Linked DNA regions of Mus musculus: region 1 is linked to region 2. The links are chromatin contacts, found by Hi-C or POLR2A ChIA-PET in ENCODE. All regions are on one chromosome and are shown on one strand. The core of a region is the stretch at or near the end of the contact, and the rest is flanking DNA. Distances in the headings are between cores, read along the strand shown. Region 1 holds the start of Abcb1b (ATP-binding cassette, sub-family B (MDR/TAP), member 1B). Region 2 holds the start of Rundc3b (RUN domain containing 3B).

Region 1 (4,285 bases), core at 74-2,573, 180 kb before region 2:
GACTAAAAATGAGTGACTGAAAAAAATCATACTGATGTTTCTTATTCTAATTTCACATTATTAAATGTAAAGTTTACTTTCACTTTGTACTTTCCCTCTTTATACTGAAATCTTGTTTCCGAATACTATTAATATAGCTACTAATTCCTATTATCTTAGTTTACAATTTTCTATATATAATGAACCCACTGAGGTAAGTTTTTAATTACTGGCGACACGCAGTCCACTATGATAAAAATATATTGAGAGTAACTATTTTCTCTTAGCAATTACAGTTTCAATTTTTCTAATTTAAGTATAGGTAAGCAACCTTAAACCATATAACTGTATTGTTCTGTTTCACCTGTTATGCCACATTCTGTGTTTGTATACGTGTTTATCAGAAGATAATGGGCCACAGTGAGCACCCAAGCAGCATAAGGCTCAAGGCATGAGCGATCAACAGCGCTCAAAAAAGCCGAGGTCATAAAACTAAAAAGATGTGAGTAGAGGCTGAATTCACAGAAGCATCCATCTGTCACACACATCTGAAGGACTGCTCCAAGCAGAGGAGTTCCTTCCAAGGGCTGAAATAACGCCCACGCCCACTAATCATTTAAAACAGTGCCGGAGGCTACAAATTGGCCAGAATGTACAAGCACGAACGTGAAATAATTTGGCTACCTCTTTTTGCCCATCTTCGAGAAGTTCTTGTCTGCTCTTCCCTTAAGGTTCTCTTCAAACTCCATCACCACCTGAGGAGAAACCAGTTCATTAGCCAAACACGTGGCCGCGGGGACCAGAACCTAGGCAGAGCTCACTGCCCCACGGAGCCAAGAGAGGAGGAGGAGCCCCGCCCTGATGCTCCTGGGGCCGGGCCTGGGGGTAACTCACCCCGGGGAATCCCGGGAAGCTGTGTCACCCGCGTGGACCGGGTGCTCGGCTCTGGGTCCCGCCACCCCGCCCTGCTGGGTCCCTTCCGCCCTGGCGCGCTCCTCCACCAGCCCGCGGCTGCGAGCTGGGCAGCGAGATCCACAGCACAGGGCTGGCGCGGAAAACACCGTCCTGAAGGCTGCTGCTGCGGGTGCTCTTGGAGCGACTTGTGGCTGTCGCCACTTGGTCCCCACAGACTCAAGAGGACGCTACCACCCGGACCGGACTCAGGCATCCGGAGCACCGCACTCTTCCGAGAACTGCCTACCTCACGTGCCACCTCCGGGTTTCCTTCGCAAAGTCAGCCAAGATGTAGAATTTGGAAGTAGCTCTGAGTTGAGCGGAACCTCAGAAGATGGAAGCAGCGGCCTCAGCCTCTTACGGCTTCAAGAGCCACTGCGGGAAGGAGCCAGAGGGCTTCCTCGGGCCCCGGATTAAAATAGATGCCAGCGGCCGCCCTAAGGCCCGGCAGCCAATCAGCCTGGTGGGTGGGATTGGGCATGGGCAGCTGGAGCGGTTGCGAAACAGGAGATACTTCCAGGCTTACCCTGATTTTTTTGAGAAGGGCGCTGGTTCCCTCAGACATTTACATAGACTTGTCTTTACGTGTTCAGGTAAGTGTCCATACAGAAGTGTATATACCTGGATAGTACACAGTTGGTTCTCTGATGAGTCATACTTAAAAAGACACTTTCCCTGACATAGCTAATCTAATATAATTAATAAAGCAACCAGGGACCTTGCTTATTCTGTAAAGTTTTTTTTTTTTTTCTGACAGCATTGCTTTCTAGGCTGGTAGAAATTTTTCTGTGAAATATATATATATATATATATATATATATATATATATATATATATATATATGGTCTTGGCTTGGATGATAGTCCTATACAATTTCAAGGTAGAAATGATATTTCAAAGTACATAGTATTTTCAACTTCTAACTCTGGAATCAATATCTGTGTTTTTTCCCAGGGCATATCAAGTTCTTAGATGTTCTGGAATTCTGACTGATGCAGATATTTGCGTGTAGCAGGTCTTTTTCTGTCTACTTGTAACTGACTGTGACCTAACTTGCTGGCAACTCAGTGGCTGAGAAATGTCAACCTGAGATAGACAGAGTTCCTTGTCTCAATGACATTGAAGCACTGACCACCTGGGTGGAGACTCCTGTTTCTTCTACCAAGATGTCTGTTTCCACAGATAGCAAGAAGTAGCCACCTTTGTTTTTATTTAACTCATTGTCTATGGGGTGAGCTGGGGTCTCCTTCTTGAACAAGATGGAGATTTTACTTGGTCTTTAAAATTGGCTTTATTAAGGTAAGGACACACCACGAAAGGAGATCTGTGCCTTACCTGCTCCTCGGGGGCTTCAGGGTGAGGACAGAGCAGTTTGTCATCCTAGGGCCCAGACCATCTTTTCCCTGGCTGTTAGTGTGGTTACCTCATGTCTGACTACGAGCCCTGTTACTAGCTCCCAGGCCTGCAGGTTCTTCCGCTCTTCAGCTTCCTTTTAACCCCGGCACCCCTTCTCATCTCAACATGCGTGGGACTTGCAGTTCACCCTTAAAATCTGTGGGGAGCGAGCTCCTTCAGCAGAACTGTTAAATATAGCACTTTAAGGAGTTGTCACTTGTGTTACCAACAGTAATGACAGGAGCAAGGCTCGAAAACAAAGCTATAAGGTAGGTTTATGAGATAGTGTTTAGATTTAGGAATGACAGAGAGTGCAGCTCCCTCACCTAATTCAGCAATGTCAACAGTACAGCCACCTGCCATCCCAGCTTCCAGTGTTCCGGTGATGTACCAACAGGGAGAGAATGCACAGCCGTCCTGAAAGCCCGAACCATGTATTCTGTATCCCCTGAGTGACACATATGCCTCTTCACTTGCTGCCTTTCCAAGATGCCTGACCCATGCCCCTTATGACTAAGGACAGCTTTGAATGCAGCCCAACAAAAAAATTGTAAACCTACTTAAAACATTGTTTAAGATTTTTTTGTGTGTGTGAACATTTTCTGTAAAGCATGAACACTGTAGATAGGAATGCTGGGTCCCAACATCAAAAGGCTAGAAATGCCCAGAAGAAGAAAACTTCATTGTTTGTCAGAAGGTAAAGATATTTCTTCTTCTTTCTGCACTTAACCCACATCAACACCAACATCAACATCAACACCAACACCAACACCAACACCAACACCAACACCAACACCAACATCAACACCATAGATTTCTCTCTATCCTTTAAGCTGTGCTTGCTTTATTGATTTATTTTTCTTGATCATATATTTGAAGTATCATTTCAGACTATTAATTAACTTTTCTATTAGGCCACTGATCTTTCTTGGTTTTCTAATCAGCTGTGTCTGTGTAGTGGGATAGTTCACTGCTCACAGCCTTAACTCTGTGTGGTCTAGCTGGTGCAAGTGTATAAGCCTTCATCTTCACCATAATCATTTCTCCTTCACCTTATTCTTGCCTCTGCATTCATTGCCACATCTTTAGCGTATGCAGTTTTCTTTTACATTCCTGTGAGTAATCCTAAATGCTTATTTAAAGGATGCATGTGTGCTGGATAGTTTTATGTCAGCTTGACACATGCTAGAGTGTCAAGTGTCACTTCTAAGTGTCTTTGACTCTTAGACACTTGTCTTAACATTCTTACCCATTTCTTGAACAGTGGTTTCTCTTTGAGCTTCATTAATTTTCAGTGAAATCCCTGTTGTAAGTTATAATTCAAATGCTAGTTCTGCTTTTTGAAGTGTTCTTTCCCACAATCTGCACCTTCCTGCCATTCGTCTTTATGAAGTCGTTTCACCAACTTGTAGGTAGGCTTCAAACACTAAAAACTGTATCCCTACTATGCTCCATCCTATTCAAACTTATGGGAATAATGATACAGAATACTTATTAAACACAGTTGTGTATGAGGAACTGTCCCAAGCAGTTGGAAGGCATCAGCTCCAAACATCTGCATTCTGTTCTTTGAACATCCAAGCACACTCCCATCCCAGGCCAGAGACTCCTACTGTAGCTTCGGTATGAGACTCCTCTTCTATTCAGTCAGTTGTACAGTGTCATCCCTCCATTTTCTTTTCAGGCCCTCACTCAAAAGCTCTGCTACTTTCTTCCCAGCACCCAAAGTGTCTTGCATACGGGATGCAGTATCAAGTGTGCATCAGGTAAAGGAATGAAAGCAAGAAGTAGGTTGACTCTGCCAAGCATAGCATAGATAAAGTTATATGCAGGCTTCTGCTATAAGAAAACATTGATCTCCTTTTGTATATTTCTTAAAATTTTTGAAATATTCATGTTATGCTTTTTGGATGATCCATCAGTTACTTTTGCATAGCATGGCCAAAATTCTTGAGAG
Region 2 (4,372 bases), core at 1,070-3,569:
CAATAGTGTCTGTGTTTGGTGGCTGATTATGGGATGGACCCCCGGGTGTGGATGGTCCATCCTTTCATCTCAGCTCCAAGCTTTGTCTCTGTAACTTCTTCCATGGGTGTTTTGTTCCCAATTCTAAGAAGGGGCGAAGGAAGTGTCCACACTTTGGTCTTCGTTCTTCTTGAGTTTCATGTGTTTTGCAAAATGTATCTTGGGTATTCTAAGTTTCTAGGCTAATATCCACTTATCAGTGAATACATATCATGTGAGTTCTTTTGTAATTGGGTTACCTCACTCAGGCTGATGCCCTCCAGGTCCATCCATTTGCCTAGGAATTACATAAATTCATTGTTTTTAATAGCTGAGTAGTACTCCATTGTGTAAATGTACCACATTTTCTGTATCCATTCCTCTGTTGGGGGGCATCTGGGTTCTTTCCAGCTTCTGGCTATTATAAATAAGGCTGCTATGAACATAGTGGAGCATGTGTCCTTATTACCAGTTGGAACATCTTCTGGATATATGGCCAGGAGAGGTATTGTGGGATCCTCTGGTAGTACTATGTCCAATTTTCTGAGGAACCACCAGACTGATTTCCAGAGTGGTTATACAAGCTTGCAATCCCACCAACAATGGAGGAGTGTTCCTCTTTCTCCACATCCTCGCCAGCATCTGCTATCACCTGAATTTTTGATCTTAGCCATTCTGACTGGTGTGAGGTGGAATCTCAAGGTTGTTTTGATTCCCATTTCCCTGATGATTAAGGATGTTGAACATTTTTTTCAGGTGCTTCTCAGCCATTCGGTATTCCTCAGGTGAGAATTCTTTGTTTAGCTCTGAGCCCCATTTTTTAATGGGGTTATTTGATTTTCTGGAGTCCACCTTCTTGAGTTTTTTATATATATTGAATATTAGTCCCCTATCTGATTTAGGATAGGTAAAGATCCTTTCCCAATCTTTTGGTGGCCTTTTTGTCTTATTGGCAGTGTCTTTTGCCTTACAGAAGCTTTGCAATTTTATGAGGTCCCATTTGTCAATTCTTGATCTTACAGCACAAGCCATTGCTCTTCTATTCAGGAATTTTCCCCCTGTGCATATCTTTGAGGCTTTCCCTCACTTTCTCCTCTATAAGTTTCAGTGTCTCTGGTTTTATGTGGAGTTCCTTGATCCACTTAGACTTGACCTTAGTACAAGGAGATAGGAATGGATCAATTTGCATTCTTCTACATGATAACCTCCAGTTGTGCCAGCACCATTTGTTGAAAATGCTGTCTTTTTTTCCACTGGATGGTTTTAGCTCCCTTGTAGAAATTTTCTTAATAATTAATTTTTATTTTAACATAATTATATTTAAGAGGTAGAGGTGAGACTTTGTCCTGATTTTAGATTTTCAAAATTTAAAAACAAACAAACAAACAAACAAAACCTGAAGTCTGGACATACTTACAGGCAGTCTGAGGTGAATGTCAGAGGTCAGGGTCTCAAGCCCGTAGCCTCCCATAGGTAAAGCCAGAGGTAAAGCCAGAGAAGTAGAGACTACAAAGTGGTCCTCCCAAGGGGCTTATTGGGACTCCAAGGCAGGATTTCCCTCTGCCCTTGACAAACCTCCTCCATGGCTCACGAGCTGCAATTCAGTTCAGATCTCACTGCACAGAACCCAAGACTGGACATCCCCACTACACTCGTTTTTCTATGGTCAATGTGGTTTCAAGGCTGTGCTGGACACTGAGTAAGATGAGGTGAATTCTGACCAGATTCACGGGAAGAGAAATGCCATGGGCGCACTCCCTGATGCCACTGTGTCGTTGTTTGTCAGGTTCAAAGGGGGCGTTTGGGACAAATGGAACTCTTCTTCTATTCTAGGTAACCCCCACTTCCCACCCCACCCAACTATGGCATTCTCCTGCTGAGGCTACTGAAGCCTCAGGACCAGGAATCTGCCATGAACTTAGCCTTGTCAGGGTGACTATGGACCACAGTCACCGTGGAGTAGGCACAGCAAAGCCGGCTTTCCAAGCCAAGGCTGCCTCGCCGGGCTCACCAAGGTGCTGCACGAGCCGACCCGCGTTCTGACAGAGGCCCACGCGCCAGGGCGGGGCTTAAGCGAGCCTCTTTAAAAGCTCCTGGGGCGGGTCCCGCCCCCACCTCTCGTCATTGGCTCTCTCCGTAGCGGCCTTGTTCCCATAGGTGCAGGGGGCGGGGGCTGAGTGAGACAGGCGTGGGGAGGGGGGCTTCACCTCAGCGGCTCCGCCCTGCTGGAAGAATGACGTGCGGTTAGGCCTGCGGGGTGACAGGCTCGCCCGGGCGCTGGTGCGGCGTCCCTGGAGACTCGGAGCCCGCCCTCCCGCCCGCCCGCCCGCGCGCGCTTCTCTCGTGGACGGCGGCGGCGGCGCGCGCGCGCGCGAGCGAGGGTGGAGGTGGCTCGTGCGTGCGTGTGAGTGAGCGCGTGTGTATGTGTGAGAGAGCGTGTGTGAGTGTGTGTGCACGCGCGCGTGGAGCCTGGGTACCGGTGCCCGACTGACTGCCTTCCACACCCTGCCTACTCCGCGCCTCCTTCCTCGCCTCTCTCCCGCCCGGCGGGCTGCCATCGTTGAGAGAAGGCCGGGGGACACAGGTGTGCGAGGCTTGCGGGACCGCTGGAGACAAAGGGGGCGCGGAGGTGAGCCCGCCATGGCCTCCCGGAGCCTGGGGGGCCTGAGCGGGAGCCGCGGCGGCGGCGGCGGCGGCGGCGGCAAGAAGAGCCTGAGCGCCCGCAACGCTGCGGTGGAGAGGAGGAACCTGATCACCGTGTGCAGGTGCGGGGCTGCGGGCGCCGGGCTGAGGGAGGTGCTGGGGCTCGGCGCTGCGGCCCGTGCCGCGCGTGTCCGCGGGCCAGCGGGGCCCTGCAGAGGGGCGGGAGCCTCTCCCCGCGAGGCCGTGGGCTAGCCCTCGCGTCTCAGGGTCCTCGCTTGGAGGCTGCCCGGGGAGGGCCGGGGCGGAGCCGGGGAGGAACCGTTTGGAACCGGCCAGCTTGCGTCTGAGGAGAAGAGGGCGGAGGAAGAGCAGCATCCAGCTGCTGTAGTAGTTACTGAGATGTCCCCAAATCCCTGTGCGTTCTCTTGCTGTCGCTTGTTGGCGTACGCATTTTCACTCCTCTCCCTCGGCCCTTATCTGTATTGGGTATCTAAGTCTTGTCAACTACAGTGCTTGTGCAATTGTGGAAGACTCCTGGTCAGTCCTTTTGGGCATTTATTTAAGTGCTTCCTGGTTGTAAATGTAGCCCTTCCTCCAGGAATTATAGAAATAGATCATCACTATCTATAAATCAAGAATTCAGAAAAAAACTGATTTTGAACAAGCTGATAAATTTTCTTTAAGTCTTATAATATTCTAGGCATCCATCTCTTAGTAACTACTCAGAGCCAATACGCTCTGTTAAAAATGATTTTGTTCCATCATACTGGTTAATCATCAACTACTGATAATTCTCTTGTTATCAGGTAAATGATGAAACCTTTCCTGCCTCTCTGGCTTATGTCTATTTTTTTTTTTCCTTATGTAAAATCGTGGCTAGCATCTTAAGCAGATTGCAGATATCTGTAGTAGGAATGACATTCAGTATTTAAGCAACTTTTAAAAAGTTGGATTCTAATGAATGCTCATCTTTCAGGAAGAGCTTTGCTCACAGTTTGCATTGTAAGTGGTAAAGTAATATAGACTATATTTATCATTTGTGCTGTGTAGAATACAAGCTTTTGGGACAGATGGGCTTTATTACATTGTTTTAAATTGAGGCAAATTTCTATGTTAGATTCATAGAAAAATAAGCTAGTTGGGTAGTCTTATCTTTTAAAGATATTAAAATTATTTTTTTAAAGAAATGAGTTTCAAAGCAGGTTCCAGCCTAACCTGTGCTTCTTGAATCATTTATGCTGCATCAGAGCTTCAGCGGACTCAAACTTCCCGATGGTTTAACATTGGAAGGTGGACCAAGTTGATCTAGTGGAAATGTAACGAGCTCATAACAAATGTTGTCATTAGTTAGTGTCTTAGTACCATCTCCTCATTATCTTCATTGTTTTGTCAGCTATACAATAATGTTGGACTAGATTTCTAGGAATTTCAAATAATGGACTTAAAATGAATGATAGCCATCAAGCATCATTTGATCATATTTGGTTTTTAATGTTTCCAAATATGAGCACGGTGATAATGGTAGAAAAATATTTGTAGCAGATAGGTGAGGCACATGCATTTTTCTCTAAACAAACATTTGAATTGTGGTCCCATTTTGTGATTCTTTATTGATGTCCTGGAAAAACGGGAATTTATAAAACTAGAACAAACAAAACTGCCAACCACTACATATAATTTCTTATACTTGCACAGTAAAGTTTTTTCCCTT

What was found. Hi-C counts contacts between places; a loop is a spot of excess contacts on that map. ChIA-PET counts read pairs that join two places held with the same protein, here RNA polymerase II (POLR2A).
Region 1: a map of v-Abl transformed pro-B cells shows a loop between it and region 2 (2.2-fold over the local background). The contact joins the promoter of Abcb1b here to the promoter of Rundc3b in region 2. A Hi-C loop is called at or near these places in 1 of 37 maps with a recorded cell type or tissue (v-Abl transformed pro-B cells). POLR2A ChIA-PET finds 5 or more read pairs at or near these places in 1 of 5 experiments (embryonic stem cell).

Annotation. Positions count from the first base shown.
Region 1 is chr5:8,795,185-8,799,469 of GRCm38, reverse strand. It overlaps Abcb1b (ATP-binding cassette, sub-family B (MDR/TAP), member 1B), which reads right to left and starts at 1,323. Exons shown (of 28, transcript NM_011075.2): 1 at 1,181-1,323; 2 at 664-734. The coding sequence starts at 728. Gm5106 (predicted gene 5106) reads left to right here and starts at 947. Exons shown (of 3, transcript NR_152133.1): 1 at 947-1,526.
Region 2 is chr5:8,620,899-8,625,270 of GRCm38, reverse strand. It overlaps Rundc3b (RUN domain containing 3B), which reads left to right and starts at 2,319. Exons shown (of 11, transcript NM_001347311.1): 1 at 2,319-2,783. The coding sequence starts at 2,659. The region is part of intron 2 of Abcb1a (ATP-binding cassette, sub-family B (MDR/TAP), member 1A); the gene reads right to left.